2 separate regions of the Mus musculus genome follow, and region 2 is linked to region 1. The links are chromatin loops, found by intact Hi-C in ENCODE. Cell type or tissue: left cerebral cortex. All regions are shown on one strand. Links, peaks and the distances in the headings refer to the core of each region. The heading gives the core; the rest is flanking DNA.

Evidence for each region. A loop is a pair of places that touch in the nucleus more often than their neighbours do. Peaks named below come from ENCODE experiments on the same cell type or tissue, not always from the same donor. Only the 100,000 strongest peaks of a DNase experiment are listed, where the experiment ranks them.
Region 2: it touches region 1 in a loop (5-fold over the local background); 7 of 42 quality-filtered maps call a loop at or near these places.

Annotation. Positions count from the first base shown.
Region 1 is chr6:18,813,733-18,829,329 of GRCm38, forward strand. It overlaps the pseudogene Gm5874. Among named protein-coding and RNA genes, the nearest start is that of Lsm8, 27 kb to the right of the region's middle. In left cerebral cortex, for the core only: a CTCF peak has its summit at 5,833 (motif pointing left); DNase peaks (open chromatin) are centred at 3,574 and 5,825.
Region 2 is chr6:18,507,864-18,523,460 of GRCm38, forward strand. It overlaps Cttnbp2 (cortactin binding protein 2), which reads right to left and starts at 7,006. Exons shown (of 23, transcript NM_080285.2): 1 at 6,792-7,006. The coding sequence starts at 6,872. In left cerebral cortex, for the core only: no CTCF peak of the experiment used is centred there; DNase peaks (open chromatin) are centred at 5,348, 5,871, 7,015, 9,091 and 1 more place; H3K4me3 peaks cover 2,427 bases; H3K27ac peaks cover 3,271 bases.

The DNA of each region.
Region 1 (15,597 bases), core at 2,406-10,405:
TTCCCTGGACCCTTGCACTATCAAGCAGCCTTTGCTGCTTGTCAGGAGCCCTTCCTGCTTTCAAAACCAGTGCCACTTGGTGACTCTCACTAACACATTCAGCTGTCCTTTGAGTTACCTTCACTGCTTCTAGAACACAGCTACTATGTGTTGATTCTGAGGAAACACTGCTGAGATTTGAGCTCAGCGATGCTGGTCTCTTCCTAGTCACCACTAATCCCTCAGCTGCAGCAGAATAGCATCGAGTATATCAGGAAAACAAAGGTTTCAGTTTATTGGCTCTGGTTTCTTGTTAATCACACTTGATTCTTCAGCCCCAGCTGACCAGAACCACAATTCTCAACCCAAAATAGCAAATAGAACCTTTGAGTCTCAGATCTCCCTCTGGAACTTCACAAGCCAGGCATCCATCATCTGAATTGTTCTCAACATTACCATCCAATCTCCCACAGAAAAGCTCATCGAGCTTTGAACACTCAATGGCCTTTCAAAGTTACAAAGTCCTTTTTCAATCCTCCCCAAAGCAACAGGGTTATGTCAGAGCAATAGCCACTTTGGGTAGGAATTTGTACTAGTTAGGGTTCCTATCCCCATGATGAAAAACAATGACCAAAACTAACTTGTGGAGGAATGGGCTTATTTAGCAGTGAGGCCAGGAACCCAAGCAAGGCAGGAACTTGGACCCAGGAGCTGATGCAGAGACCATGGAGGAGTGCTGCTTACTGGCTTGCTTCCTATGCCTTACTCATCCTGCTTTCTTATAGAAACCAGGACCTGTAGCCCAATAGTGGCCCCAGCCACAATAACTGGGACCTTCCAAATCAATATCTAATTAAGAAAATGACCCACAGCAGTATGGTTCTCAACCCGTCATGACATCCGCAGGGACTGTGTACTAGATATTTATATTCTGACTCTTAACCATAGCAAAATAGCAATGTAATAATTTTATGGTTAGTGGCTACCACAACATGAGGAACTGTATTAAAGGGTCACAGCATTAGGATGGTTGAGAACCATTGCCCTACAGGGTAGCCTACAGCCAGATCATATGCAGGCATAAGATTTCTCAATTGAGGTTTCCTTCTCTCTGGTGGCATCAGTTTGAGTCAAGTTGAAATAAAACTAGCCAGCACAGTAGTTACTGATGAGGTATGAGATTTGAAGGAGTTCTAGGTCGTATAAGATCTTTTGATTATAGGACGTTTATTCTGATTAAGAATAAAGAGATTGGAGAGTTTGAGCAGAGCCTTAATGTGATCTGCCTAGTTATTCTGGCTTCCATGTTTAAAAATGGACTAAATGAAAGAGAGAAAGATATAGGAAAGTCAGCCAAGAGATGGTGGCAAAATTCCAGGCCAGCAGAAAAGAACTTACTTCATAAAGCTAATAAAATAGTAATGAAAATAGACAGATTAGCCAGATTTGGTATAGGATTCAAAGCAGAGCCAAACAATAAGATTAACTGAAGAGGATGTGTGAAATGTATTTTTAAAGAGAGAGAATGAGAGGAGAGAAACAGAAAGGGGCAGGGGGATCGGTAAAGAGGCAGAATAGTAAATTCTATCTTGTCCCAACAATAGTATTACATCTATCCACAGATCAGTCTCTTCATTACAGATACCAAAAAAAGTTGAAACTCTAGTGGGGATCAAGATTGAAGAAGTCTATTTTGAGAGCTTAGTCATATCCAGGTAGCAAACTCACTGATGGAATGGTTCAACTGTAGTTCACCTCTGGAGACTTTGTTTCCCTAAAACAGGAGTCTAATTACATTTGACATTGAGTCCTACAACCAAAACTATATAGCAAAGGGCCCAGGAAACATGCTGGTACTACTTAAGGGTGGTTCAGTAGGCAGATGTGTCTTTCTAGAAGGTGGATCTCAGCAGAGGACCTGAGAGTTCCTTGGTAATGCATCTCTAGCTCTTTCAGCTGTGTTTCCTGTTTGCATTGCTTGTGACAGGGCACAGACAGAGCCTCACTCAGTTGAGTCATTGCAGCTAGCATGACAGACTTTACTCCACAACAGTTTATGAAAGGAGCTTTGTCTTAGCCCCTGCCTCTCTTTGCTCAAGCGTGAGAATTATATCAACTTGTGTGGGAAATAGCTGGAATACTCATCTGTCTATGCAACATCAAAGCTTGCCAGCTTTCACCCAAGAGAAGACCACATAAAGTCTCCGACCATCAAGGGTAAAACCAGGGAGCAATCCCAGTGGCTCAATGGAGTGTTGTCAGTCATACTCAACTTTGCCAAGAAGGCCCTGAGTGTCAGCTCTAGTCTTCGGAGGAAGTTGGGATGTACCATAGCTGAGCCCACATGCAGCACTACTCAGAATCTTGTGTACCAGTGCCATCTAATTATAAATGCTACCCTTTGATCTTACAGCAGGTCTATATAAGCCTTATTTCCATCGCTACTAATGTGTTCTAGGAGCAGTTCTATCAATTCAAGATACTTTTGAGAGAGCTTCACCTATGTGAGTTTTGAAGCTGGCTTGCCAACCTCTGTCCCCAACAGATCTTCAATCATACCTCAGTCTCAATACATGGCCCTCTTTTTGCAGACCAAATCCAGTTCTGAGAAGAGTAGTGCTCCAAGCAGGATGTTTCTCTGACACAAGTCTTAAGCATTATTACACAATTTGGGCATGGTCAACCATAAGAGTGGCACATCAATTAGTAGAGGTAAGGAAATCTGAAGAAATTCATTATCTGTTACACATATTAATTTTGAGATAGCTATAAATATTTAGCTCAAGACAATGAGGAGTATTTTTCCACTACTCTGGAATCAAGCTGAACATATAAACTTAGTAGACATAAACATATGGTGTTTAAAATTATGAAATTGGATATATCACTCAGGGACAATATAAATAGAAAGGACAGTTTTGGAGGGCAAAGCAAATGAGGTTAAGAAGGAGCAGCCAAGGGGGAGGGAGAGGAGGGGAAGGGAAAAGTGTGGCATCCACGTGGAAAATTTTAGAGAAAAAAATGTCATTGACTACGTCAAATGCCACTGATAGTCCACTAGTGAGACTTGAAAGCTTACTACTGGATTAAAAACAGATTGCATCGATGATCTGATGGTCTTAGTAAGAGTGATCTGTGGAACAGTGGCTATAAAATGCCAAATCCATTGAAAAGGTAGTGGAGAAAGTAAGACAATTAGTACAGGGAATTCTTTTGAGAGGTTTTACTTCAAAGAGCTGAAGCAGGATGAAGCAAAAGGAGTAAAACTTAAAAAGAAAAAAAAAAAACACGAGAGAAATAATAGCAGTTAGTGTGCTGAAGTTCTCCTCTAAATACTTTTGTTTTGTCAAGGAACAGGCAAAGAAGACAACTTGCTCTAAGAGTGATTTATGGCTGAAGGAGGTACGGATTAGAAAGCAGGTAGTTAAGAAAGTATGGAGCCAATCAGGTCAGACCCTTCGGATGAAGGGTATCAGCATCATTACACCTGAGTAACTACAGAAGGACAAAATGGTCATCAGGGCAGGAGACAGCAGACAGCAGTCATCATTGTCATCACTTTGAGCCGAATTCTCTTCAGCTGTGTGGGTGCAGGACCAGCAGGGAGTTGATTTAACTAGGTTGTATCTGACTAATCACAGAAGCAATCTCTACTCCCCACACCCTATTCACCCACTCATGGAAAAATCAGCTATCTCTTTCCTAGTATACAGGAAGGTGGAGATGTTGATGAATCTGACTTGGCTTTCCATAACTCCTGCAAAAGTTTTGTTGTGTGTTATTCCCTCTTCTCTTGGTTGTTCATTTTCATCATTACACAGTACTATTGTGCCCTGACTGCAATTTTCCAAGTAAACATAATGACAACCATGGATAGTGATATAATTAGCATCCTCACAATATCTTAACGATGTTAAGTATCATTATTGACACATTTATGTTTGGGACATTTAATATATACTGAATCTTTTCAACAATTTCTCTTTTAAAAGTTTAATTTTCAAATTTTTCTCTTTCCTATATGTGTGTGTCTGTATATGCCATCTAAGTGCGGTGTCCTTTGAGGCCATAAGAAAGCATTGGAATCCCTAGAGCTGGAGTTAAAGGAGGTTGAGAGTCACCCAGTGTGGGAGCCAGCAACCAAACGTGAGTCCTCTGATGTTGTGGTTTTAATGACAATGGTATCTCTTCCTGTATGCTAAGAAAGAGATAGCTGATTTTTCCATGAGTGGGTGAACAGGGCGTGGGGAGTAGAGATTGCTTTAATGAGACTGTTATGTTTGAATAATTGGAATAATCATCATCAGTTGCTGGAACTGTTTGGGAAGAATTGGAGGAGTGGTGCTGGTGGTGGGCATTCTCAGGTAGTGCTCTGTCTGTCTGTCCATCTGATGCTTGTGGATTAGGAGGTAAGCTCTCAGCTAATGTGCCAGTGCCATACCTACCTGCCTGCCTGCTGCCATGCTCCACACCATGGTGGGCATAAACTGGAGCCTGCTGGAATCATGAGCTCCAGCAAACATTTTCTTTTATAAGCTGCCTTGGCCTTGGTGTCTCTTCACAGCAACAGAGAAGTAGTTAGGACACCCAGAAGAGCAGCCTGTGCTCTTAACCTGCTGAACTGCCTCTCCAGCTCTGTTTCCCCACTTTAAAGGAATGAAAATAGAAGGTAAACCAAATTGCAAGCCCAATAAATGTGAAAGATGAACCCAACCTCATCTCTGTGTGCTATACAATGGTGCCCTACTTATTGCAACCTCCACTTCTCTCTCTCTCTCTCTCTCTCTCTCTCTCTCTCTCTCTCTCTCTCTCTCTCTCTCTCCCTCCCTCTCTCTCTCTCTCTCTCTCTCTCTCTCTCTCTCTCTCTCTCTCTCTCTCTCTCTGTGTGTGTGTCTTGGGTGGTAGAGGGTTCTTTATGTGATCTAGGCTGCTCCAAACTCTCAATCCTCCTGCATCAAGCTTTCAACTGCTGTGATTACAGGTGTTTACTACCATGCCCAGCTTTCTTGCCTTTGTTAAGGCTAAATCAAGTTTTTCTCGTTCTCATCCCAACTGTCACATATATTCAAGTGTTGTGTAAGCTTGCCCCAAACCTTCATCCAAAGCATCTTTTCTGTCTGTCTCCTTTCAAACAACAGGTCTTACCTTGAAATCTTGAGATAGAAGCTTTATCTATCACAGTCCAGTCCTAACTTGTTCCAAATGCTGACCTTTTAGTAATATTCTCCAGCCCATGTATTCTAGGCTATTTTGCAGCATTTCAGACTTCTACCTACAGACTCTAATAGCACTTTTCATCCAGCTCTGATAAAGATAAATGTACTTGCCAAGTGTACTTTTGGAGGTAAAGTTGTTCATATTTGAGAAACTATAGATTGGGAATAACATTAGACAAGACTTTGTGTTAGTTGTATTTTAATGCTTTACATTTCAGATTCTCACTTCATCTGTAATACTAAAATTCTGCTGCTTGTGGGTGCAAAAGATTGAACTTAAGGTCCCACACATTCTAACAGGCTCTACCGCGGGATTATAGCCTCTGTTTTATAATATGTTTAAGGAAAAGGACAAACTCTTCTGAGAGCCTCTTAGCATCACCAGCATAGTTTCAGATAATCAAAACTCTGTCAGTATGCTTTAAAATGAAGAAGTGACCTGTGGTGGCTATTACATTCTATTACAGTGTCTTATCATTGGTGACAGAGACCATGAAATAGTCCTCTTTGGAACTTCAGCATGTGGGAAAAAATACATACTACGTGCTCAGTGTGTGGCTTTAAAACTCTTCCTGGAGGAATTTCTGAAATTGGCTTTTAACTGTGGCCTCTATTCACATCACAGCCCTGCCACCTAGTGGCCAATTACCCAGATTTAACTACAATACCTCGGATGAAAGGTGCGAATACTGACTTGTTTATCAAAGAACTGAAGTGTAAAAGTATATTCAGCTTCATTAGGTAAGGAGATTCTAAGCCATACATAGAAAACATTTTACAACAATGAGAATGTTCAAACTTTTAATGTTTCGCTAAGCTGATTGAAATGAATGCCTATAGATAAGACGTTCGTCATTCCAATGTGTTCTCAGTATGTGACATATGCATCTTTATTCCAAGCAGTGTCTTTGCTCATTAAGATCAAGCATTGTTGCTTTTCCCTCATCTTCAATAAAGTCCTTCCAAGATATAGAACTCTGTGAAATAGGAAGATACATTGTTCATGTAGCATAAAAAATTGACTGGACCAAAGTTGATTGACTGTTTGGAGTGAAATTATCAGTTTTGATCGATTAGTGTGCTTGTAGCAATGACTGAATTAATCCATCAGTTCAACTAAGTAGGTTAATAGAAATGCTGTAATAACAAAAATATAAGCTGTGAGGAAGCACTTTCACTTTCATTGTTGATTAAATGAAACTCAGTAACGAAAACTCAATGTTTTCATCACTTGGAATTATATATGCTCAAGTGACTCATTTATTACTTACAATGCTAAAATACTAATATAAAAATTAATAATAATGCAGTGACTATCACGCGCAGGATAGGGGAAATGAATGACAGGGAGCTGAGAAGTAAGAGTACATTTTAATTTTAACTTCAGGAGTTAGGATTTGATACATCATAAATCTGTTACTAATCCATATTTATGAGTTACAAAATGTATTTTGCCTTAGCAGGAAGGCATAACCAAGTGTCTCTAAAACATGGTGCATTGTTCTGTCACTTGTCTGTGGTTTTTGGAGGGTATTAATATACTTTGATGCCAAATATAACAGATGTATGAACTCACACATCGATCTTCCTAATATTAGCTCTGGATGCATCGGTTATGTGAAAGAGGCTTACTTGTTTCTGATACTTCACACTTTCCTGATGACAGGAATGACCCCATTTTTCTTTTCCTCTCTGCTATTTAAGACATCTGAAGAAAGCAAAAGAGATTATTTAAATCAGGTCCTACTTACATACATGCAGAAATTGAGATTTTGGAAAAACTTGGCAAAAAAATCCAAGATAAATGAAACTAGTGGTTATAGATGGTTCCAGAACTCACATCTGCTGAAAGAGTAACTCTCAGAGGATCAGCCTTGAGGCTGCTCTGTAGCTTCACACCTGAGAGTGCATATACCACCCAAGCACAAGAGATGTGAGAGCCAAGCTCATGGTGCTTTATGTCCCTGGACACTTCCGTAAGCATTAGGAGTTCCAACTTCACCAAGTCACTTTGAATCCATGCATTGTCATGTTTCCTACTGAGAGGACAACATAAAACCCCATTTGTCTCCATTTAAGGACCAGAACTGATTTCAAAGAAAGTCTGTAAGGCACCAGCTCCAGGGACAGACCATAAGTCCTAGAAACTAGGCCATAAGACACCAGCTCCAGGGAAAGACCATAAAATCCAGAAAGCAATCATAAAACTCCTTCCCAAAGTATAGCCTGGGGATAACTATGAAAAAAACTTATCTCAAAATGGCAATCTGTGCTGGACAATCCCATTTCATCGTATGGTTAAACATTCATGAAATAGGAATGCAGACCACTGACCGCCTGTGACTCCCTAGCACTTACCAGTGAAATTTTAGATTACCTAATCTTTCTGAGGGTTCTCCTGGTTCCCTATAAAAAGGCCCACATGCCTTTGTCTGGGGTTACCATTTCAAAGAATGGTTGGCCTCTAGATGCTGGTTGTTTCTACAGAATAAGCACTCTTTCTCTGTGCATACTATCTGAGTCTGGAGTCTTCCTTCAGCGGCTTTCAGACCCTTATACTACACCCCCCTTTTCCCACGCAAACCCATTTAGTATCCTGTATTCAGTCAGTTATTTCAGCATCTTTTCCTTCAAATATCACACTTACCTTCTTGCCTTACTGAGACCTATCTGTCCTTGAAAGGATATCAGTGTAAGAACTGAGGTTAAGGGCGTGTCTTGCTCTATTTTAATGCTACTTCCAAATTATCATTTTCTCTTCTGAAAAAAAAATAATTACTGTTCTGATGATGTTTATGCCACGTGGACCACCACAGCTTGATTCATTCTACTCTTGTCTGCTAACCTCTATCCACGTCTGTAACTTTCACTAAAGTCTGCTTTTGGCATCACGTCTTCCATTCCACCCAACTTTCTGGCTCACTGGTCTTCAGCTATGTTCTCCCATGGTGTCTCCAGGACCCCTTCCTCATGGCGAATACCTCTTCCTTCTCTTCCTCCTCCTCACTCTTTTCCTTCCACTGCCTGTCAGAAGTCCTGTCCTATTCTGTCATCTGCCCAGACACTGACTGAAAAGCTTCTGTTGGAAAGTCAGAACATAAATGAGGAGCAATGTTTATACAAACTTGAAACAGGAGTACTGTGAATAATCACTGCAATGCCCCCAGACTGTGACTAGATATAGGTCACAGATATAGATATATCTAGATATAGATGCAGAGAAATCGGCATTTGAATAACACAAGGATAATTCTACACAGTGTACAATAACATGTCTATAGGAAACATCTGCAACAAACAAAATAACAAAGGAAAGAAATAGGTTTAAAGCACAGCTGGCGCCAGTAATTTATACATCTCTGAGATATTTTTATGGTGAATCCATCATTTACCTGTGTATTTTTAACTGCTTTTTACACAAATGTATTTCCTTACTTGGCCGTCAGTAATGGGAGTTAGGACAAGAACTAATAGAACAGACATTTAGTCAAAAAAACTCTACACTTTAAAATTCCTAGATTTATAAGCCAAGCAAAATGACAAACACACACACACAAACACACATACATACAACCTAACAAACAAGTGAATATAATAACAAACAAAACAAAGAGCATAGCCTTACTCAGAAGCATAGAACTTTATGCGAACTGTATATAAAACTGCAAGTACAGGCTTCAGTGGATCCACCTTCATTTGCAAGCAAATCAGAGAATGAGATAGTCTAAGGGTCCATGATTTGCTGAAGAATGATACCCTAGTCTCAAATAGTATGTAAATGCAAAGAGTGTTTGATTCTGCAGAAGTCCAGCATGCTGGGGTCACTCCCGTTACCAAGATAGAGAGACAATCACATGAGCTTGTAGGCCTGATTAAAAGCAAATTAGGGAATTCTAGGGTAGGTGACCTTTATTTTACTTGTCTCTAGGACATTCCATTACTGGGGCATGGAGGCTGGAAACTGTTGCTAAGGAAGTAGCTAAGGAGCTGTGGAAATTGCTGCTGACCCATTGTCCTTGCCTGAGGCCAGGTAGCAGGGCAACTTCTGAGGCCTGGACTTGCCTGGAACTGCCCAGTTCTTGTGAACAGATTTGGGCCTGGTCTCCTTCACTGCCAATTTATAGCCTGTCACGGGATCAGCCCAGCCTTCTCACTATGTCTTGTGTACAAAGACAACATGCTTAGTCACATTCCTACTGCTATAATCACAAGACAGAACCAGCTTTAAGAAAGGAGTTGAAGAACAAACAAAAGCAACTGCTATTTTAAAACCAACTTGAGCAGGAAAGGATTCTTATTTAGTTTATACTTCTAGGTCGAAGTTCATCATTTACAGATATGACAGTAGGAAATCAAGGCAGAAGCTTGGAGCAGAAACCATTAGGAAACACTCCTTACTGACTTACAGGACCATGTTTTAATTCCTTTCTAAAAAATAATAATTTTTTTAACTTAAATTCTTTTCATATACTGTATTTGAATGCAAGAGTCCTGCTCCAAACGGGTTGAAATGGAGCACAGCATTGGATGAAGGCAAAGACTGATGATCTCTGGCCTTATAATCTTACTATCTGTGCTTTAATAAGCACTGGTTTCCATTCTCTTACTATTTTCTGCTTTAATCTGAGCACAAAAATAGTGCAGGTCTCTTTCTCTGTAATTCTCTCTTGCTATTTTGTGATAATAGCACTGGTTTCTTTTCTCTTTCACTCAAGGACCTCTTTGCTGGCCAGGTGAGAGGCTTGGAACTCATCAACTGCACGAAGGAGAGAGATTAGGAAGGATAATAATTAAAATCTTTTACACAGGCAACATGTACACACACACACACACACACACACACACACACACACATACTGGCTGGACCCGACCACTCGTCTCAGCAACTTCACTAGTGTTCATACATACTTACATACATATACATATACTTATATATGCATATGTACATTTGGTGGATGGAACGAAAGTACCCATGAGCACAGTCCAATGATCAAGTGTCAATGCAGAAAAAAACTCATTCATTCTGCGTGAAAAAGAATCTCCAACCAAAAGAGCTTCTACCTTTTCATTTCTGAAAGTAAGAAAATGCCCTTCCCTTATTGTCTTTTTTAGTTCTTATACTTTCTCCAGAGAGTTGATAATATGGCCATCTTTATATTCCATAAGTTCATAGCAAGTTTAAGACACCAATTCAAAAGCCAGGTGTGGTGTCCCACACCTTTAATCCCAGCAGAGGCAGAGGCAGAGGCAGGTGGATTTCTGAGTTCGAGGCCAGCCTGATCTACAGAGTGGGTTCCAGGACAGCCAGGGCTACACAGAGAAACCCTGTCTCGAAAAACCAAAAAAAAAAAAAAGACACCAATTCAAGTCATAAATTGATAAGGAGTCACAAAAGAAATGTTTACATGTGTTTCCATTTAGACTAGTACCTGACTAAACATTCATTTTCTGTTACTAGCTCCAGAAGTTCATTAAAAGTTTAAAACAATAATTCTTATGTTATTAAGTTAGAATGGTTTTGTCAAGAGGCAAATTATCTGCCAATTGTCTAATTAGTTTTGAAGTTTTGTATTGATAAACAAGTCAGGGGTTTGCGGTGCACCACGGCTTTCTGCGCGGGCGGCATGGAGGAGCACAGCGATTCCGAACCTACCCCGGGATGTAGCGGGCCTGGCCTGGCTCCCGTTCGCGATGGCGGCGGCGCCCACACATGGGCTCCGGAGGACGCCTGGATGGGCACACACCCTAAGTACTTAGAAATGATGGAATTAGATATAGGAGATGCCACCCAAGTTTATATAGCATTCTTGGTTTACCTGGATCTCATGGAGAGTAAAAGTTGGCATGAAGTAAACTGTGTAGGAATACCAGAACTACAACTCATCTGCCTCCTTGGCACTGAGATCGAAGGGGAAGGGCTGCAGACAGTGGTGCCTACACCCATTTCTGCTTCCCTCAGCCATAATAGGATAAGGGAAATCTTGAAGGCGTCTAGAAAGTTGCAAGGCGATCCAGAACTGCCAATGTCTTTTACTTTGGCCATAGTGGAGTCAGATTCCACAATAGTCTATTATAAACTTACCGATGGATTTATGCTGCCAGACCCTCAGAATATTTCTCTTAGAAGATGACATCTGCCCTTCTTGGTGCTGACTTCAGTTCTGAAAGATTGGATGTGAGGCTCCTCAGCGAGCTGCTCGTCTTTTATCTCAGAGGTAGTCAGGGTTGACTTAGCTAGTCCCAACCCATAAACTTCCTTTCAGAATAAAGCCTTCTCCGATGGAAGCACTATATTGCTTGCAAATATAGTTAGCCTAGAACTTTCTTATCAGAGACAGTACAGTTGCATGCGGGTTTACACCAAGGATACGTGCAGAGTTGTGGAGCCTGGCGGTGCCTCTGCCATCCCACACCCGTAGTCGATAGACAGGTATCAGTGAGTGGTACGGAGAAAACGCTACAGCAAGAAAACGGACACAAGAGCACTAGCGTGGTCATGGGTGTGAATGACACGCCAGGCTATGAAAGTGACAATAGATACTGATAGTGGTTTCAGTAGGATGGCAGGCAGCAAGTGGATGCCTTTGTCCTTCTCCACATTTTATTTGTCATTTGTATTACTTTTATAATAAAACGGTTTAAATTAAAAAAAAAACAAGTCAATATTTTTCTTTTTTGTCCTTGCACCCACAATAAATTGCCCACTCCCAGTTTATGACTTTTAGTTACCAGATAGTAGTGTCCCAGCTAACCTAGAAGGGATGGTTTCCCTCATTGTTAATTTGTTCCAAGCCTGTTTTCTTATCTTAGTACAATTAGCCCATAACACATGAAGGTTTCCAGAACCCTATTTACACCTTTTTAAAGGGCTGGAAATTACATAAATTTAGGAATTCTGTAAAATTATTATTAGGAATTATGAAATTATCAATTTGTCTACCCAGCATTGCTACATTAGCGTACATTCTCACTGAGCTGCAGAGAATCTGCCCAATAGGGCCAACTAATACCCAGGAATCGTTAGCTTATGGAATAGTAACTGGAAGGGCAAATGAGTAGCAAGACCCATCCTGGGATGAAACCTCTGAAGGCCCTACAGTTCAGAGTTTACCCTTCACAGCCATGCAAGCCAGTGGACAATCTCCTGAAAACTTCCTTGCATGCTTTTAGCTTTTCCTAGATGGCTCCTGACATTTGATCATACCCTTTCCACTCCAACAACTCCTCCCAGATATTCCCTACCTCCCTAACCACACATTCTTCTGTTTTCTCTGTTTACTCTCTTCAACCCCATTAAACAAAACAACCAAAACTCAACCAAACTAATAAGACTAAAATACCAAAACAAACAAACAAACAAACAAACAAACAAACCCATGAATTCAGTTTTGTGTTGTTCAGCTACTCCTGGTCATAGAGCCTGCACTCGAGTATGGTTTATATACCCAGTGACACTCTCTTGGAGAAACCTGATTTTCCCTTTCCCAGCAGATGTCAAGTGCAAATAGATTCTTGATTAGGAATGTAACTTTGTGTTAACACTCACCTTCACAATGCTGGGACTTTGTCTGGTCTGAACATGTATAAGTCTTGTACATGTTTCTGTGGGTTCACATGTGAGTTAGTCCTGGTGTGTCTTGATTAGATACTTCCTTGAAGTCATCTACTAGTTACCTTTTTTATACAGCAGACACCTGATTAAAGATGGTACTGATACAAGAGACTGGGTCCTCAATATCAATTAGCAATAAGGAAAATGTCCCCTCATTCATGCCTACAAGCCAATCTTATGGAGTCAACTCATTAATTGAGATTCACTCTTTCCTGGCATGTTAGGCCATCAGTATAAAGTATGAAAAGCAGGAAAACTCACAGAACAAGATAATACAGAAGTAAAAAAGATAAGTAATTATTGTGGACTATTATAGATTATATATCAAAAAGTTGAAGAACCTAAGAAAAAAGATATTCTAAAACTAATCTTCCTACTATGAACAAGAAGGAACAGAAAATCTTATTAGAGCAATAAGAAGGAAATTGAGTCAATAATTTTAGATGGCATGGGCTAGGAGATTTGTCCAGAGTAAATACTGTCAGTTATACAAGGATATATTTTAAAATGTTTGCTAAGGTTGCAGAGAACATTTTGAAAGAGGGGGTAGAAATAGTGGAAGACTTAGAGAATTAAAGAATTTGCTGTGAGATTGTGTTGCCTAGTAACGTCGGAAGCTACACTCATTCAGTCTCACCACAATGACTACCTAAACGTGGATGAAGCTAATGGACCTACCTAAGTGGAAATGAAAAAGTCTACTAGGCCTCAGCCCTAAACAAAGAACTGAAGAAAGCTAGGAGCAAAAGAAGTAGTCTTCCTGAGAGAAGAGCAAACCAATTGGCTGTCCAGTACCAAATGGCCAACCATAAAAACATCAATACAAAGAACATTAAGGACCAAAATCAAGAATATATGTATATATACACACATACATCATATACATATATATCATGCACATATACATTTACATGTATGTATGAAATAACAATTTAAAAAAATTCCATGTCTTTAAAGGAGAGTGAGAAGGGTTAGATAGCAGGGTTTGGAGGGAGGAGAGCAAAGAGGAAATTGCTGTAATTATATTATGCTCTTAAAAACATTCACAGAAAATATTTTAATCATCCCCAAGCATGTGTTTTTATATAACTTCTTTCAGACAGTTTTTATTTTTAGTGCATGTTCTCTGAACAAACACCCAAAAGTGACTGAAGGGAAAACATTTTGCTGTACAAAATATTGCTTATGGTAAAGAATATTGAATAATGCTTTTATTACTTTGTCAGATTTCATACACACGTGAGATAGAGAGATAGAGAGGGAGGGAGAGAGAAAGAGAAAGAGAGAGAGGATTGCTTTGAATCTATAATGCAATATAAGGAAAACTGATACCTTTACAGTTTTGAAACGTCCAGTCCATGACTATATCACCTTACTCTATTTATTTAGTTCTTTAACTCCTGTCTTAGTTGGGATGTCACTGCTATGAAATCACACCATGACCAAGGCAATTTTTATAAAGGGGAATGTTGAATTAGGGCTGGCTTACAGTTTCAGAGGTTTAGTCCATTATCATCATAGTATGAAGCATGGCATTATCCAGGCAGCCACAGTGCTGGAGGAGCCTAGAGTTCTACATCTTGATCTCCAGGCAATAGAAGGAGACTGTGTTACTAGGCATACCTTGAGCATATATAAGATGCTGGAGCCTGTCTCCACAGTGACACACTTTCTCCAATAAGGCAAGACTTACTCTAGTAAGGCCATACCTCCTGATAGTGCCATTCCCTATGGGCCAAAGCACATAAGTCTATGGGGGTGGGTATAGCTATTCAAACCACCATATTCTACTCCCTGCCCCCCATGGGCTTGTATCCATAGCATAATGCAAAATGTATTCAGTTCAACTTCAATACTCCCCATAGTCTATCATAATCTCAACAATGTTTAAAAGTCCAAGGTTCAAAGTGTCTTCTGAAATTCATGCAATATACTAACTTGAAATACCTTATAAAATCAAAAACAAAAACAAAAACAAAATTCTAATATATTATAGCACAGGAGATATATTACTGTTCTAAAAGGGATCATAGTGAGGAAATACTGGATCAAAGCAAGCCTGAAACCCAGCTGGGCAAACCCCAAACTGCATTTCCATGTATAATGTTAAAATTCTCTTTAGATATCCAACTCTTTTATTCTTTCTCTTCTTTCTCTTTGGCTGGTTCCACTCCCTGTTAGCAGCTTTCTTTGGCAGGTATCCAATGCTCTGGCATCTCCAACATCTTGGGTGCTTCCATAGAAATCTAGGCCTCACCTTCACAGTTTTACACAAAAGCCTTTCACAGATGTACATGATAGCTTCTCTGGGAAAGCATGAAGGCCACTGCTACACATCTGGCCTCAGTGACATAGAGGAGGATTCCATAATTTCTTTGTTCTATCCTTGACTCCAAAGCCAGAACCATATAGCTGAAGCTTCCAAGTTCTGCTGCTTGCTGAGGTTGTAACATTGCACCCTTGTTTAATTATGTCTTCACCAGATTTCAGTGGTTTCTTTCACTGCTTAAGCTTGGCTGTCATGGAACTTGCTATGCAGACAAGGATAGCTTAAACTCAGAGATCTGCAAACCTCTTTCTCCCATGTACTACCACACCGGGACTGAAGCTTTTCTTTAATCCCTTTACACAAAATGGAAATTTAGCTAGGTGATATCTTGCCCTAAGATCACCACTCCCTTAATTCCAGTTAATATCTTTAAAATCATTTATCTTCTTGAACACAGGATTTCACTCCCTCTACTTCCTGGTATACCCTCTAACCATTGAACCATAAATTCTGTAAATTTC
Region 2 (15,597 bases), core at 5,184-13,183, 300 kb before region 1:
CTGCATTTCCTCATGTGGCAATTAATCACAGCCTGCCTTGTGCATTTCCCCAAAGTATGAACTCATCTTTAGAAACATCTCCCCATCCTTACTTGCTGTCAAGACAGCAAGAATATCACATCTTCTCATGCTTTCACCCAACAGGGTCTCTTACAAAAGAGAAAGCATGCTCTGGCTCTGGAAGCAACTAAGACACAACATGACAGGCTCCTCCAGAGGCACCTTTAGTCAGTCACATAGAGTAACCTACACTAGGGAAGGAACTAAGGAAGGCCTTAAGACTTGGTGAGAACTCAGGGCCCACCATGTACCTCTAGACAGGCAGCAATGCCTGAACACTTTCACACTAGCCAAGCAACTGTGTGTGGGAGGAGGGACCAGTGATGAGACAATGCCAGGAAGGGAACCCGGCTACGGGCATAGCTAAATTTAACCACAAGAAAGCTGAAGGGAAAACAGAAAAGTGGCTCTGACAGGCCTTTTCCTCCTCTTAGATTTCCTCTTCTTCCATTTTCTCTCCAGAGGGAAAAAAAAAAAGAACCCCCATTTCAGAAAAACTAACAAAACAAGAACAAAAAGCAAGTACTTTTCCATCAGATCTCAGATATCCATGCTGCCTAACAGGAGGCTTGAATCAGCCCCTCAGCGAGAAGCCTTCAACATCTCACGAGTGCCACAGAGAAGTTTGTAACACGCCACATAATGCATCTTGATTATGTGCAGGTGTCAAGTGCCAACGGGATGATTTTCAGATAAATGAGGACCTAGAAGGCAAAAATGATGGTCTTGGAGTGACCAAGCCCATTTGAAGAAGAGCTTGGGTCTTTGGATCATCTTGGTGCCCTTTTGGTGAAATATTGAAATGCTGGAACAAAATCAATTATAACTGTGTCCTCACTCCATAAATACTGTATTCACTATAGCCTTCAAATAGATCCCCAACCTAGTTATTTACTAAAAGAGAAGAGTCTTGGAGTCAAATCACTATTTCTACATGAACTACAGCATGCTATACACAGCATTAGTAGTCTTTAGTAGTAACTTAGTCATTTCTAAGTTACTTAGAAATAAATAGATACAACTAAAATCTTGGCAGTACTTCACCATTAATGCTACCATAGCCATTACACTCTGGACAGTAACTTCTGGACAGAAAGTGGGGAAGAAGGAGGAAAGGAGAGAGGGATGGGAGAGAGAGAGGGGGAGAGGGAGGGGAGATAAATATAAATGTGTTCTTTTATATGGTCCATGGGTGATGGCACCTTGCTTGTACAGACAGGTTCCAGCATTTTTCTGAATCTCACCAATCAGATAACCTGGCTGGCCATGACTGCCAAAGCCCAAGAAACCCTTTCGTCTCTACCTCCCTAAAGTGAATTCACATTACCATGCTGGGCTTTCTTAAGTGAGTTTCAAGCTCTTCATTGACTACAATATCACTTTAGCCCAAGACAAAGCCTTTTTAAATGTAATATAAGTCTTGCAGTAGGTAATTAGTCGAGAGGAATCTAATTAAGTCTTTTCCCCAATGAGCTGAGGTGGCAAGATCTATGAGCCCTGGGCAGAGAAGTGACTCCATCTCTGCCAGGCACGTGTGAAGCTGGATTCGAGTCCCACATCCCATGTGCCTGTCCACTACTCTAAAGCCTTGACTAATCTCTTCATTTCTGTCCAATCTTTTCCTGGGCTCAAACCTTTAGGAATTTGTCTCTCATCTATCAACCATTCCCTCCTCTCCACCTGTGATGGTTTGTATATTCTTGGACCAGGGAGTGGCACAATTTGGAGGTGTGGCCTTGTTGGAATAGGTGTGACCTGGTTGGAGTAGGTGTGTCACTGTGGGTGTGGGCTTAAGACTCTCACCCCAGGTGCCTGGAAGTCAGTCTTCCACTAGCAGCCTTTGGATGAAGACATAGAACTCTCAGCTCTGCCTGTGCCATGACAGCCTGGATGCTGCCATGCTCCCACCTTGATGATAATGGACTGAATCTGTGAACCTGTAAGCCAGCTCCAAGTAAATGTTTTTGTTGTTTTTATAAGACTTGCCTTGGTCATGGTGTCTGTTCACAGCAGTAAAACCTTAACTAAGACACCATCCTAATGAGTGATGTGGCATTAACTTTAACGTTAGAAAAGTCCAGGAAGGGAGCACTATGTTCATCAACATGTGACCATTCCATGCTCAGCCTCAGTTATCACAGGGAAGACAAGAGACTGAAAAGAAAACTAGCCAGGTAGTGGTGGCGCACACCTTTAATCCCAGCACTTGGGAGGCAGAGGCAGGTAGATTTCTGAGTTTGAGGACAGCCTGGTCTACAGAGTGAGTTCTAGGACAGCCAGGGCTACACATAGAAACCCTGTCTCGAAAAAACAAAACAAAACAAAACAAAACAAAACAAAACAAAAAAACTAAAAGCACTGAAAATCAAATTTTGAAAACAGAACTCTGGAAAGCATTGTTACGTCATTAAGAAGAACAGCTTAGAAAAGGGAATGAAAACGGACATGAAAATGGGGCTGGTGAGATGGCTGAGGAGGGAGAGGCACTTGCCTCCCAAACCTGACGACATGAGTATGAGCCCCATGGTCCAGAGATGGAAGGAGAGAACCGACTCTACCAAGCTGTCCTCTGACCTGCACACGTAAGCCATGGCATGTACACTAACCCTCCACCCTACAGCAAGCAACAGATGTTTAAAAACTGAAATTCAAAGGCCAGAAGATGTAGCTCAGTTAAAAAACACTTGTCCATAATGTCCAGTGCTCATAACTGAAGAAGAAAGGCAGGAAGAAAGTCAGTCTGTCTATTGACTTAAGGCCTGAAACATCTGCAGCGTTTACTATTATAAACCACAGACCAACATCTTCATTATTATCTTGTAATACAGAGTATATTTTCCAATTAGCTGATCAACATCAAGAATTATGAGAGCTTCTAATGAGCCTTATTTAAGAAATCAACTCATACAACTCTCCTGAAAGGTTCTACTCTACCCCCGCTACAGCATTGATGGCCACACGATCAACAGCAGCTATCTTTTCTTGCTGAAGAAGCACTAATGCTGTAAAATGTTTTGTCAACATATAAACTTATGGGAAACACATAAGAACAGAACCAACTGGTAATTTAGCTTTCGTATGGATTCAACCACAAATGGCCAAACGCTTTTCAACACAAAATTACTCCTATGAGAAATTTAACAGCAGCACCAATTGCTGTAAAAATAGACAGAACAGATGCAAACAGAAATATGTAAGCCATTGTTTAAAAACCAACAGTGTAACATGTAAAAATACCTCCATCCTAACCTTTCAAACTTTGCAAAACCTAAGCTGCGTTCTAAAACCTATAGCTGAAATGGTGACAGCTTTCTACTCCTCTTTGCGAACCTTTGCATGGGATGCCTGCAGAGGAAACTCAAGAAACGTCATGGCTACACAACATTTTCTGCCATCTCCATTCGTATCATCTTTCTGAGGGCCCAGCACACATGTCCTCCATCATGGGCTATCTCCAGTGCCTTTCATAAAACATTTCCAGATCCTTCCAGTAGGAACTCTCTCTCTTATTGTCAGTCCTAAAACGTCTGTCCACATTTTTTATGCCTGTCTTTGACTCCTCTGTACACTGCAGAGTTTACCATAGCCATACTTTGACAGGTCAAAGGCAGTAAAGATGCTACCCACCCACGATGTTACCACCTTCGTGACTGATGAGTGACGTGTGCTGAGTTCATGTCATTCCCCTTTTAAATTATTCTATCAAACTTTCAACATTCTCCGGCTACTATAAAACTATGATTTCATTTTGTGAAAAGTAAAAAAACAAAACTAGCTAAGAAGGCCCCTTTTTTTTGCATTTTTGTTCAATATTGCCACCTAGAAAACAAAATTTTCAAGGTGCCAGATGTAAAAGTTTAACACTGATGTGTTTTTTAACCAAAAAAACCCCGATGCCACGGTATTCCTTGTAATTGCCACCCTCATGGCAACATCTACACCTAAGCTTGGCATATCAGCTAATCCAGAAGTCCGGGAGGGGGGGCACTGGTTGCCTCCCCAAATACAGCTTTAAATGGATCTCCATTTTTTTCTTACTCCCAAATTCCACAGTGACAATACAAAGCAGACTCTGCTTTCCATACTGCCTACCAGAAAGAGTTACATTCTGAGCAGAAATAGCAATATGGCCTATAAAAGTCATCGCATTTGGCTGAGGTACTGAAAATAACCCAGGCTCCCAGCATGGATCACAGCGTAGACTATTAATACGATCCTATTGAATAATGTAGCTGTTAGCTCCGGGTGCTTTCAGGATTTAAACAACGAAGCACAAGGATAACAAACTAAATTTAAAACATTCCACTGGAAATTATATTAAACTGCAAACTATAAATTAAGCCAGTTACTAAGCAACAATCTAAATAGGAAAAAAAAAACCCTCTGAAAACATGCACTTTCAAAAATAGCCAATGGCTTTGAGGCTTCACTAGCCTAATTCTGCCAAATGTATGTGTGTGTGTGTGTGTGTGTGTATATGTATATATGTATATATATACATATACATATATATATATATATATATAAAGTTTTTTGTTGGCAAAAAGCAAAATATAGATTTAATTTTTAACCATTAGATGAAAAACAATCATGACAAACAGAATTACTGTACGTTTTCTTTAACCAAAAACAAACAAACAACAACAAAACAGCTAAGGCTGGCGATTGGGGTGGAGGAGGGGGGTGGGGGGGGTTAGGGCCTCTCATTCTAGCACTTTACGAGGAGGAGTTCATGGTAGGCTTTAGCTACATGTGATCCTGCCTCGAAATAAATAAATGAATAAATAAATAAAGACCAGTTTACTCAAGTAGCTAATGTTAAGAGCTCCTTTTTCAAGTGCAAACTTCTTGTTAAAATATATATATATATATATATATATTCCAATTTTACAGAATAAAAGGTAACATTTTTCCTTAAAGTAAACAGCTACTTTTACAAAAACAGTAAGTACTGTTATTGCAGGCTGGAAGCCTACAGGATCCCTTGGGAATCATGAAGAAGGTTCTTTCCAGATTTTTTTTTTCTTGACTTAATAAGAATCAAAAAATCCAGCTGCTAATTTATCCGCATTTGAGTTAGGCTCCTGACATTTCTAACCACTTGACAGGGAACACTGACCTTGTTGGAACAAAAGTCTTCCTGACAATGCAGTTTTGTTTATAGTCCTATACATCACACATCACAAAGCACATGCTGGAGTTGGTTTATCTTGTGCTTGAAATATCTTGCGGGCACAAAGGGGTGTTTTCTAAGTAGATTAAACAAACTATCCACCTTCCTGGGGGAGAAGAATAGAGTTCTCCCACACCTCCACTTCCCCCCTCCTCCTCATGGAGAACAGGACAGTCCATAATTTCAACTCCCAGAGGGACTTGTTTTAATAGACCCTTTCTCCCTTGTCACCGAAAGAAAGTAGCTCACAAGGGAAAGGCTTCATTTGAAATATCTTTAAAGTTCTTATTAGCAAAGAATGGAAAACTCAATTTCCCCCAAAAGCTCCCCAAGCCCAGATTCTTCCACTTTCACGATGGGGATTAGTGGTGCCCCTTCCCCTCCCCTCCTCTCGTGTTCTGCCTTTTGCAGCTATCAACCCAAGTACCTTCCTCCACATCTTTTTTTTTTTTTTTTTTTTTTCGTTCCAAGCCAGAGGTGGGAGGAAATTCAACAGCTCAGGTTGTTTACATCTGTTCCTGCCCTCTGCTGCCCAGACCCGGATTTGGATCTGGAGGTGGAAGACACTGAGGGGTTGTCCATGCGATACTCAGCTCACTCAGTCCCACTCCTCCAAAAGAGCTGTTGGATTTGGCCAAGAGTGGGAGGCGCTCCCAGACCTGTCTTTCTTTGCAGGTCTTTGCAGCTTTAGCAAGAGCTGCTTCCTCAACCTGCAAATATTTTCCAACCTGGCTTTGTGGGTCAAGACCCCACAGCAGGGTAAGAAGAGAATGTCTGTGCATGCAGACATTTAGAGTATCAAAGAAGGGAGCAGGTACGAGCCTAAGCAAGTCAAGGCGCCAGGGAAAGGGAACAATGTTTTGACACCGGGTTCAGAAAACCCAGTTCAATCCCGCTTTAGCTAGGGAAGAAGGTCCCTACAGATGACTGAGCGAGTGGCAGTCAGCTAGTACCCAAAGTGCAGGCGCTACGGGGCCTCTCTCACCAGTCTCCCCAAGACACATGAGCCCCCCCCCCCCCCACACACACACACAAAGAGCATCCCCACACCTGCCTAGCGATGGTTCACCTTCCCGCCTCTGCTACCCCAGGTCCCCTGAGAGGTGTCAGGCACCCCGAGACTGGCGTTCGCTCCGCACCCCGGAGAGGTGAACAATGGAGACTGAGATACCCCGCGAGTGAGCAAAGGGGTCACCAGGGACGCGTGTGGTGTCCAGAAGGACCGACAGGCCCCTAGTACCCGGGGGTGGGGGCTGGCGTTTCCCCACTTGAGCCCGCTTCTGGCCCTGGGGACACTACGGGGAAGGGACACACGAAGGGCACACCCCGGGGAAGGAATGGGTAATCAAGGGAAGAGGAACAGGAGAGAGGGGATATCCTGGAGAAGGAAGGGAAACCCTTGGGAAGGGAGACCTCGGGGAGTTAAAGGAGCACCCTAGAGAAAGACAAGGCATCCCAGGAAAGGACCGGGCACCCCTAGGGGAGTGTCCAGTGGGGACCCTGGCACCAACCCCAGCCCGCGTCTACGCGGTTCCCCGCGCCCAGGGAACTCGGTTACCGCCGCCTCCGCCGTGGCCCCCTCCGTGTCACCCGGGGTGCGGGACAAGTCGGGCTCGCAGCTCGCGCTGTCCGTCGCCATCTTCCTGCTCTAGCGGATCCGAATGCGAGCTCGGAGCGGCGGCGGGGTTCAGCTCTCTCGGCGCGGGCGGTACTTAACCCGCTGCTGGCTGTGGCCGCCGCGCTCTCAGCCCGGGAGCTCGGCCGCCCCCTCCCGCCTCTCCGCGCCGCCCCTGCCGCTTAACCCTGTGCGCGCTGGAGACGCGGCGCCCCGCCCACCCGCTAGCCCAGTCGCTCCCACGGGACCAAGAACCAGCACCAGAGATGCGCGGCCTCGCGCTGGTGTCGAGGGGACCAAACACCGGGGGATGCAAAAGAAAGCAAGCTTCCTCCCTCGAGGCGACGGGCTGGCCAAAATCTTTGCTTAGACAGTGGGGCACAAGCCGATCTGGAGGCCAGACTCCTGGATGTGAAATAAATCTAAAATTGAGCAACTGTCCCTCACTTCCACTAGCTCCAATGAGGTGCCTTCCTTAATATTTGCCAGCCCCTGTCGCCTGGACACGTCTATCCTCTTGGTTTGTACACCCGGCTTTGTTTTATCGCATCTTCGATGCTAGTTCTCTCTCAAACCATCAACTGAAAGTCTGAACTCACAGCTAAAAGTCCCTGTCCAGCTGTTTTTAGCGCCCTTCCTCCGCAGGTACCTATCTGCTCGGGTTTCTTTTCAAAGAAGGTGGAATCTCCCACCACCACCCGCCCCAAGCCTGAGGTCTGTTCTGAAAAACCACCAGGTATCCAGTAATGTCTTACTACTTTTGAGAGAACAGGAGTTTCTTTCGTACAGATGAGAACACAAGGATACACACACAGACCTTTGTCAAAAATGATCATATGGAAATGCATGGCTGGAGTTTATATGAATGAGTTAGGCCCAAGCAATTAATCTCCTCTTCTCCTGCCTCTAATTCTGTTCTCATCCTTTCCTGCCAAGTCCCAGAATCTGAAAATCTATCACCTTATTGAGACCTTATGGCAAAGACCTCCCCAAATCTCCAGATCTCTAACATTTTTTTTTTTTTTAAATTTTGTTCATTGAAAGCACATAATCAAATGGAGGCATTCAAACTCTGTCTCCCTGAAGCCAAATCAACGCACCATCCAATCCCACGCTTGATATTCTGGAAGGTGGGTGACTGGAATGTTCAGTACATGGAGTATAGCCTTGAAAACAAGCAAGCAAGCAAGCAAACAAACAAACAAACAAAATGACTAAACAACAAGATCCCAGCCTGCTCTCATTGACAGGACCTGACACCTTAACTGTTCATTTTCCGAACTGGATCCGAATATTGTCAGAAATCAAAGAAAATATTTTCTACAAAGACGTTGAAAGGAATCGGTCAACAAAATCTAGAAAGTTCCCCCTAGAAAGAGCAGTCCAGGAAACACACCTGGAGCCCCGAGGTTAAGGGTCAGAGCTTAGGAACCACCTGCAAGTTACCCAGGCACAGAGTTTCCTTTGTTTACTGTTGGCTGATTTCCTCTGCCTGTGGCTTGTACTCTGTCTTGGTCATCACACCACTTGCTTTCATTTAGTCAACTGCTCTCTTGAAATTACCCAATATGAGACTATCTAGACTTCTAAGGCGAAAGGAAAGCACGTGACTGTAAAAGATTTTGAACTGATCGTAAATAGTTAAGATTAAAAGCAAGGATATTTCCTGATTTTGTTTTTATTTTTAAAAAATTGTTTTTGTACATTAGTTTTCTTAATACCGATGCTGAATTATTACTCTAAAAATTACCTGGCATACTTCTAAGGAGAGGCAGGAGGAAAAAAATAATATATTTCATTTAGGAATTAAGGAGAGGTATCTAAAACCCCTTATTGCTCGGAAGTAGATATGTTCTTAGGCTTGCAGCTCAATTTTTAAATGCCTCATTTATTTGAAGATATTTTATAATAACGTTAAAAATTTAACTGCATCATTGGAAAGAAACAGCTTGGTTTCATTCTAAATAAAACCCAAACAGATACGTGTCAAAAAAAGGAGTCAATTCCTGTATTTTTCCCCCTCTTGCTTATGTGTATGTATGTAAATGGAAAAAAAAAACCCTACAGGCATAAAAACCAAAGTAGAGCACATGTTTTAACTGTCAAAACCCAGGATATGGGAAAGAGAAGCCTTTGCTTCTATCCTAAAACTGTCATTGCTATGAACTGACTGAACATCCTGCAGTTGCAGCAAAGGAGGAGGGGTTAACTCCCACTCCAGTGGTCTGGCCTGGAGCTGCCTCTCTACTGGAGGACACTTGCTTTAATTTCTCTCCATAGCTCCCAGTAGCTTCCAAGGCTATTGTAAATTAACTCCTTCTACCCAAAGCCAGTCTCTATTGCAGTTAAAGCAAACAGATCTGAAAGGACAATGACTTGGTCACTCCAGAATACAACTCTTTTGACACTTGATTAAACTGCTCAGTAATCATAACCTTGAAAGACACTCCAGGGACAGAATGAAAAATTCTGAAAGGCAGGCAGGTAGAAGAAAGAAGCTGGAACCAGAAGAGGGTGGGTGGGTGGGTGGGGGTGGGGGGAATTGCTATTGTAGAGAGGAACCAGGTTCTTCACCCATAGATTCCGATTTGTATGAAAATGGAAGGAGAGATACTGAATATATTGGGGAGAAAAACATCCAAGCCTTAATATTTGGATTAATTTTTCTTTGTAAATAGATGGTATATTCCTGACAAAGTAACCTGAGGTTTATTGTTTAGCAAACTGTGGGAGAGAGGGAGAGAGGAGAGAGGGAGAGAGGGAGAGAGGGAGAGAGGAGAGAGGAGAGAGGAGAGAGGGAGAGAGGGAGAGAGGGAGAGAGGAGAGAGGGAGGGAGGGAGAGGGAGAGTGGGAGAGAGGGAGAGAGGGAGAGAGGAGAGAGGGAGAGAGGGAGAGAGGGAAAGAGGGAGAGAGGGAGAGAGGTGTTGAGTTATAGGATTCTCTGTAAAGGTTTCTTTTAAGATCAGAGAAATGAGTTGTGGAGGCTAGGAATGGAGACAGTGGTTGGGAAACCAAGCGGTTTCCTGATTAAACCCATTCTTGGCCTCCCCAGCCACATCCTCTGAGCCACAAAGCCAAGAACTCAGAGAGTTACACATCGTGATGCAAGGGGAGGTTTCCTTCCATGTGAAAAGATAAAGGAGCATATGCATGTTCTAAAACCAGCCCCATGGAAGAGAATCCTTTACTTCAGTCAAATGATATTTATGATAATTCCAGAGAGCAAACCATATGCTATCATGCCTTAGCTTTGCCAAATGACAAAATTACCAAGTAACAAATCATTTCTGACTACACCCCAAAGACTATAGTTATACAATGGAAGTGGTCCCTTCCCACACTTATTCCTGTCTGAATGAAGTGGCCAACCTAGGGAGCCCCAAATCTTAACTTCGGGAGTTCTGGAAGACAGAACGTATGCTAGCCCCCAGCACCCCATCTAAGGTCAGGTCTTGATTTGCCGGAAATGGGTTTTCATATGGCCTGACTGCCATCCTTCATAGATAACTTGTCATTATCTGCATGTACTGGAGTCTCTTTGTGGGGTTAGTTCAGTAAATTTAATGTGAATCTCCTTAGCCATTCTCGTCAACAATCTATGGATTTGGAAGCCCTCCTCACCAACTGTAGTTGGTGTGTGCCAAGGAAATGCAAACTAATTTTACCTAAGCTAAAGCAAAATTTAATTAGGAAATTAAATCTGTTATGAAGGAAGCAAGTCAAAGCCAAATGTAAATCACCTGTAACCTTGTAATCACCCTACTCCCCTTAGATAACATCTGTATTTAGTTAGGGTTCTCTAAAGGAACAGAACAGAATGAATAACGCGCTCTTTTTTCCCCTTCTCTTTCTGTCACCACCTCTTCCCTCCTTTCTCTCTCCCTCTCAATAAACCTCTCACACGTGAAAAAAAAAAGAATGAATAACACACACCTATCTAATCGGATTTATTAGAGTGGCTTGCATATATGTGGTGGTCCAGGTAGTTCAACAATGACTGTCTCCTGACTGAAAGGCAAAGAATATGGTAGTTGTTCAGTTTACAAAATGGGATATCTCAGCACTCCCAAGCTGATGTTGAGGATTCCCAGAGAAGTGCCAGTCTTCAGTCTACACTGGAATTTCTAAGAAGTAGGTTCTAGCACCAGCAGAAAAGTCTCAGGAACAGAGTAGATGAACTTGCCAGCAAAAGTAAGCAAGCAGGCAAACAGCAAAATCTTCCTTTTCACCTGCCCTTTTATGTGGGCTAGAACCAGAATCGGTAGCCCAGGTTTAGGGTGTGTCTTCCCTTAATGATTGGGATCTAATCAAGAAAGTCTTTTATAGGCATGCCCAGCTGCTTGGATTCTAGATGATCCTAGATATAGTTAAGTTGACAACAAAGACTAGCCATCATGCCATCTTTTATCCGGATCTGCATCTGGGAACCACTTAATTACCAAAGTGGTATCCAAATACCAGGGTTTGGGGGGGGGAGAGGTGGGTAGTAGTTTGTCTTCCTTTGGAGATGGGGTCCAACTGTGTTACTCAAACTGGTTCAAATGCCCCTTTTGTTTCCTCAGATGAAGTGATGAGATGAGAGCTGTCCTCAGGCTGTGTGAACACACAGTTTGGGCTGAGACCAGAGCATTTACTTCTTTGTTTTTATTATCCCTAGGCCTAGGCCTGGAAGCTTCTATCCTTTGTATAATCTAATCTTCCAAGCTGACTGATTCAATCTGGCTTCCCTTGGTTTCTGACTGAATTGCTCTGCCTGGCCTCATACTAACTTAGGCAATATGTTCTAATCTTCTGGCTTCTTCTCATCCTCTGACTCATTCTGTGCTCACCTGTGTCTAGGTTGTTCTGTCTGTAAAACTGTCCCTGTAAAACTGTCACCACCTGCCACATGCCACATATCTATGTCTCCCTTTCTCTCTTCCTGAGCTGCTCTTAAGTATTCTAGCTGACCAAGTATTCTCATCAGAGTTCAGCATATCTTATCTGACTCATTCTATCAAATCTTTCTCTCATTCATCACTTTGTCTGCCCTTCAACTAGCTGTCACTTTCAAACATGGCTGTTTCTTTCTACAAACTAACCGTGCCTTTATTGTTAATAATTAAAGGTGTGTACTAAGGGCATGTGTGCTTCAGCTAGATAATATTGTAATCTAGGTCATGTCTGCATTCTGGACAGATCATATCATTGGATTCAATCCCTTGCTAGAGCAGCCACATTGGTGGATTAAAATTCCTCTACAAACTGGCCTCCAACTCAGGTTGGCTTTGAATTTCTGATTCTCCTTCCTCAGCATCTCAAAGGATGAGATTACAGGTATAAGCCTCACACCCAGCTCAGATATGAGATTTTACTGAAGAAGTATAGATATAAAGAGGTTTTAAGAATATCATCCCCTGGTTGAGTTCCTCTAATAGACCGCAGGACTAGTATAGAAAACCCAGGTAGAGTTGGATCCATTCTACTAAATTCTTCTCCATCATTACTTCCTGGTTTCCATCCCTACCTGCAGAAATCACTTACAAGCATAAGTTGTGTACAAGGATGTTTGAGGGGAAAGAACAGTTTTAACAAAAGGATCTGGCCTACAGCTGCCCCTCAACCATCTGAATTGGAAATGGATCTTAGCTAGACCACTTGTTCAGCCTCTTTAGCCACCCCACTGGCTTGCAGTATGCAGTTACTAGGCAACGGTGAAGGCAGAAGTGTTTATACTGTTAGGCATTAATTATAGCAGAGCTGTATTTTTCTTAGAAAGTTTTAAAACTATATAAATAGGTTGAGAGAACTGACCTTTCCTGCCTTTGATTAGAAGTGCAGAGCCCATTATAAAACTAAACCTTAAAATTTCCCTTTAATGCTGGATATGTTCTATTCAATACAAAAGCAAGTTCAGTGTTCAAAGAATTTAAAAGAAGCTAAAGATGATGCGTCTCAGTCTTAGTAATTATGCAGAAAGTGCTTATGCTTGACATGGTTAGGACTTGCTTAAGTTACAGACACAAAGTTCTACATATAAGTGAAGTGAATTAATACCTTTGTACTCTCTAGAAAATACCGCGTATTTGTAGTTAATGGAATTTCTAATACATTGTATTTTTGAGACATAAATGTCACCTCACATTGCCCCAAGTCTCAACTATTAGCAATATTTACTTTTATCATTCGAGATAGAAAGCAAAAACAAAAACAAACAAACAAAAAAAACCAAAGCAGTTAAAGTTAGTATTTATTGTGTTCATTTTAAAGCATTTGGAAATATGATGGTATTATTTGAGAGAAAATAGCATAAATATTCATATTGAAGTTGAGTAACCAATGAATACAAAATACAGTTTAATTCATAATATTTATGAAACAATGTCATAGATAGAATTGAAGGCTTAATTATATTTATGAACTGAGAATTGAAAGGGAAAAAAGGCTTTAGTATTACTAGATTCTGGGGGCAATGAATTCATTTGTAGGCTAATGAAACTTACACCTGGAAATCAACATTTTCCTACTGAAAATGTTTTATGTTAACAATATAATATACATATTTGCTTATGGAAATAGAATGCCCTTTTATCATGATATCATCACCCAGTATTTATTATTTATCAATTTAATCATTCGTGTCTAAAGAATCAATTTAGTTGAATACCACTACTTTTTCTTTCCTTTAATATTTTGGTGGTCTGAATATGCTTGCCCCAAGGAGTGGTATTATTAGGAGGTGTGGACTTGTTAGAGGAGGTGTGGCCTTGTTGAAGGAAGTGTGTCACTATGGGGGTGGGTAATGAGACCCTCCTCCTAGCCATGTTGTGAGAGCCAGTCTTTTCCCAGGGGCCTTCAGATGAACATGTCGAACTCTCAGCTTCTCCTGTACAATGTCTGCCTGGATGCTGTCATGCTTCCCATCTTGATGATAATGGACTGAACCTCTGAACCTGTAAGCCAGCCCCGATGAAATGTTTTCCTTATAAGAGTTGCCTTGGTTATGGCGTCTGTTCACATCAGTAAAACCCAAACTAAGACAAATATCTCCTCAGGGTCTTCAGCTTTCAACCTCACCCTCCTTACTGACCCTTCAGGTCACATGGCACCATTACAATGTAGCTTTGCTTGACACCTTTCAGTTTGCTCTTCCTTCTACCCTACACACTGTGGCCATAGATATGCCCTCATACGAGGCAGGGACTGTCACTGCCAGACTTTTTTTTTTTTTTTTTTTTTTAATGAGGTGTTGGCAGAGGAGAGTTCAACTACACTGGATACAGATTACTAAGCTTGAGCGGTGTGTAAAGGCATCTCACATACCAACCACACTGAATTGTTCTGCTTTGATTACAGAATCCCATTTAGAGTTGCTGAGACAAAACCAGAATGGTAGATTTAAACATAAGTTTAAAAATCTAGGAGGAAGATTCTTTCTATAAGTAAATCAGGCAAAACTGTTGATTTTAATACAACACAATTTATCAATCTCACATATGTATTATATATGTATGTTCATATGTATATATAGCAATTTATTGTGTGTCCTGTTTATGATTTCTTTCTCCTTTAGCTCCTAAGCCTTCCAGATCCTGTTGTCTTTTGACTTTAATTTCTAGAGGAAATTTAGTACTCAATATCTGAACTCTCTTTCCTTAAGTTTCTCCCACTCTGATGTTGCATCTTCCAAGAGAAAGGCACTTAGGCAACCTCCCAAACCCAGGTCTGCCTCTTGAATCCACTTAGTCACATTCTCATTTCCCAACTGTCTCCAAACCATCCCAACCTTTCCCTCAAGAACCATAGTTTCTGAATCCCTACTTGAATTCATGTTTACTGATAGGCATTTTATATACATGGTCCCATTTTACTGTTGGTTTAGTTCAGAGTTGGCTCAACACAACACAGTCTATCATAGTTGGCAATGAAAGCCACATGTGTTTACTTAGAGAGAAAATGTCTCACAAAGAATCCTAGTTTTTCTTGTATCCTAATTGAATTGTATCTAGGCCTATAGTTTTACATCTGGGTGTGGGGTAAGCCTAGCTTAGACTCCCCCCATATCCCTTGACAAATAGAAATGAGGTACTAATATATGTTCTCATCTGTAGTCTGACACAGAATGCCACCCGGGCAATAGAGGTCAGTTTGTATTAGTGAGATATATTGCCACCAAGTAAGAGCCCCATTGACAGTTTTTAGTTTTTTTTGTTTTTGTTTTTGTTTTGTTTTGTTTTTTTATGTACTGCTGTTTCTCTTATTTCTAGGCATGTGTTTAAAATAAAAAGAAAGCATTCGGAATAAGCGAAGCTAAGGATTAAATGAGTAGGTTCCAATGAATAGAGGATTCTAAAATTAACTTTGCATCTCTGACAGATTCTCTATAGTTCAAGGTTCAATGAGGACTGGTGGGTTTACAGTACCTGAAACTGCCAAGTCAACTATAAAACTGTACTCCAACTTATTGAATGGTTCCAGTATGTGGGCAGAGCGATACACTGATGCACATGCAGGAAAAGTCAGTGTTAGCGCCTCCTTGTCTTATGTCATGGGCCCCTTTGACATTGTGGTAATACTTAGGGACACTGTCTTAGATAAAGGTACCAAATTCACAGAATGAAATGCGTAGGATAGGTTAAAGGTAGAACTTAGAGCTGCAACAGTTGTTTGGAGCTCCAAAACTAGAAGCACATAAAAAAGCCAAAAGGATTATAAAAACAATGAGATAAATTTAAGTTTAGTGATCAAAATTCTTTCTCTGAAAAGCCAA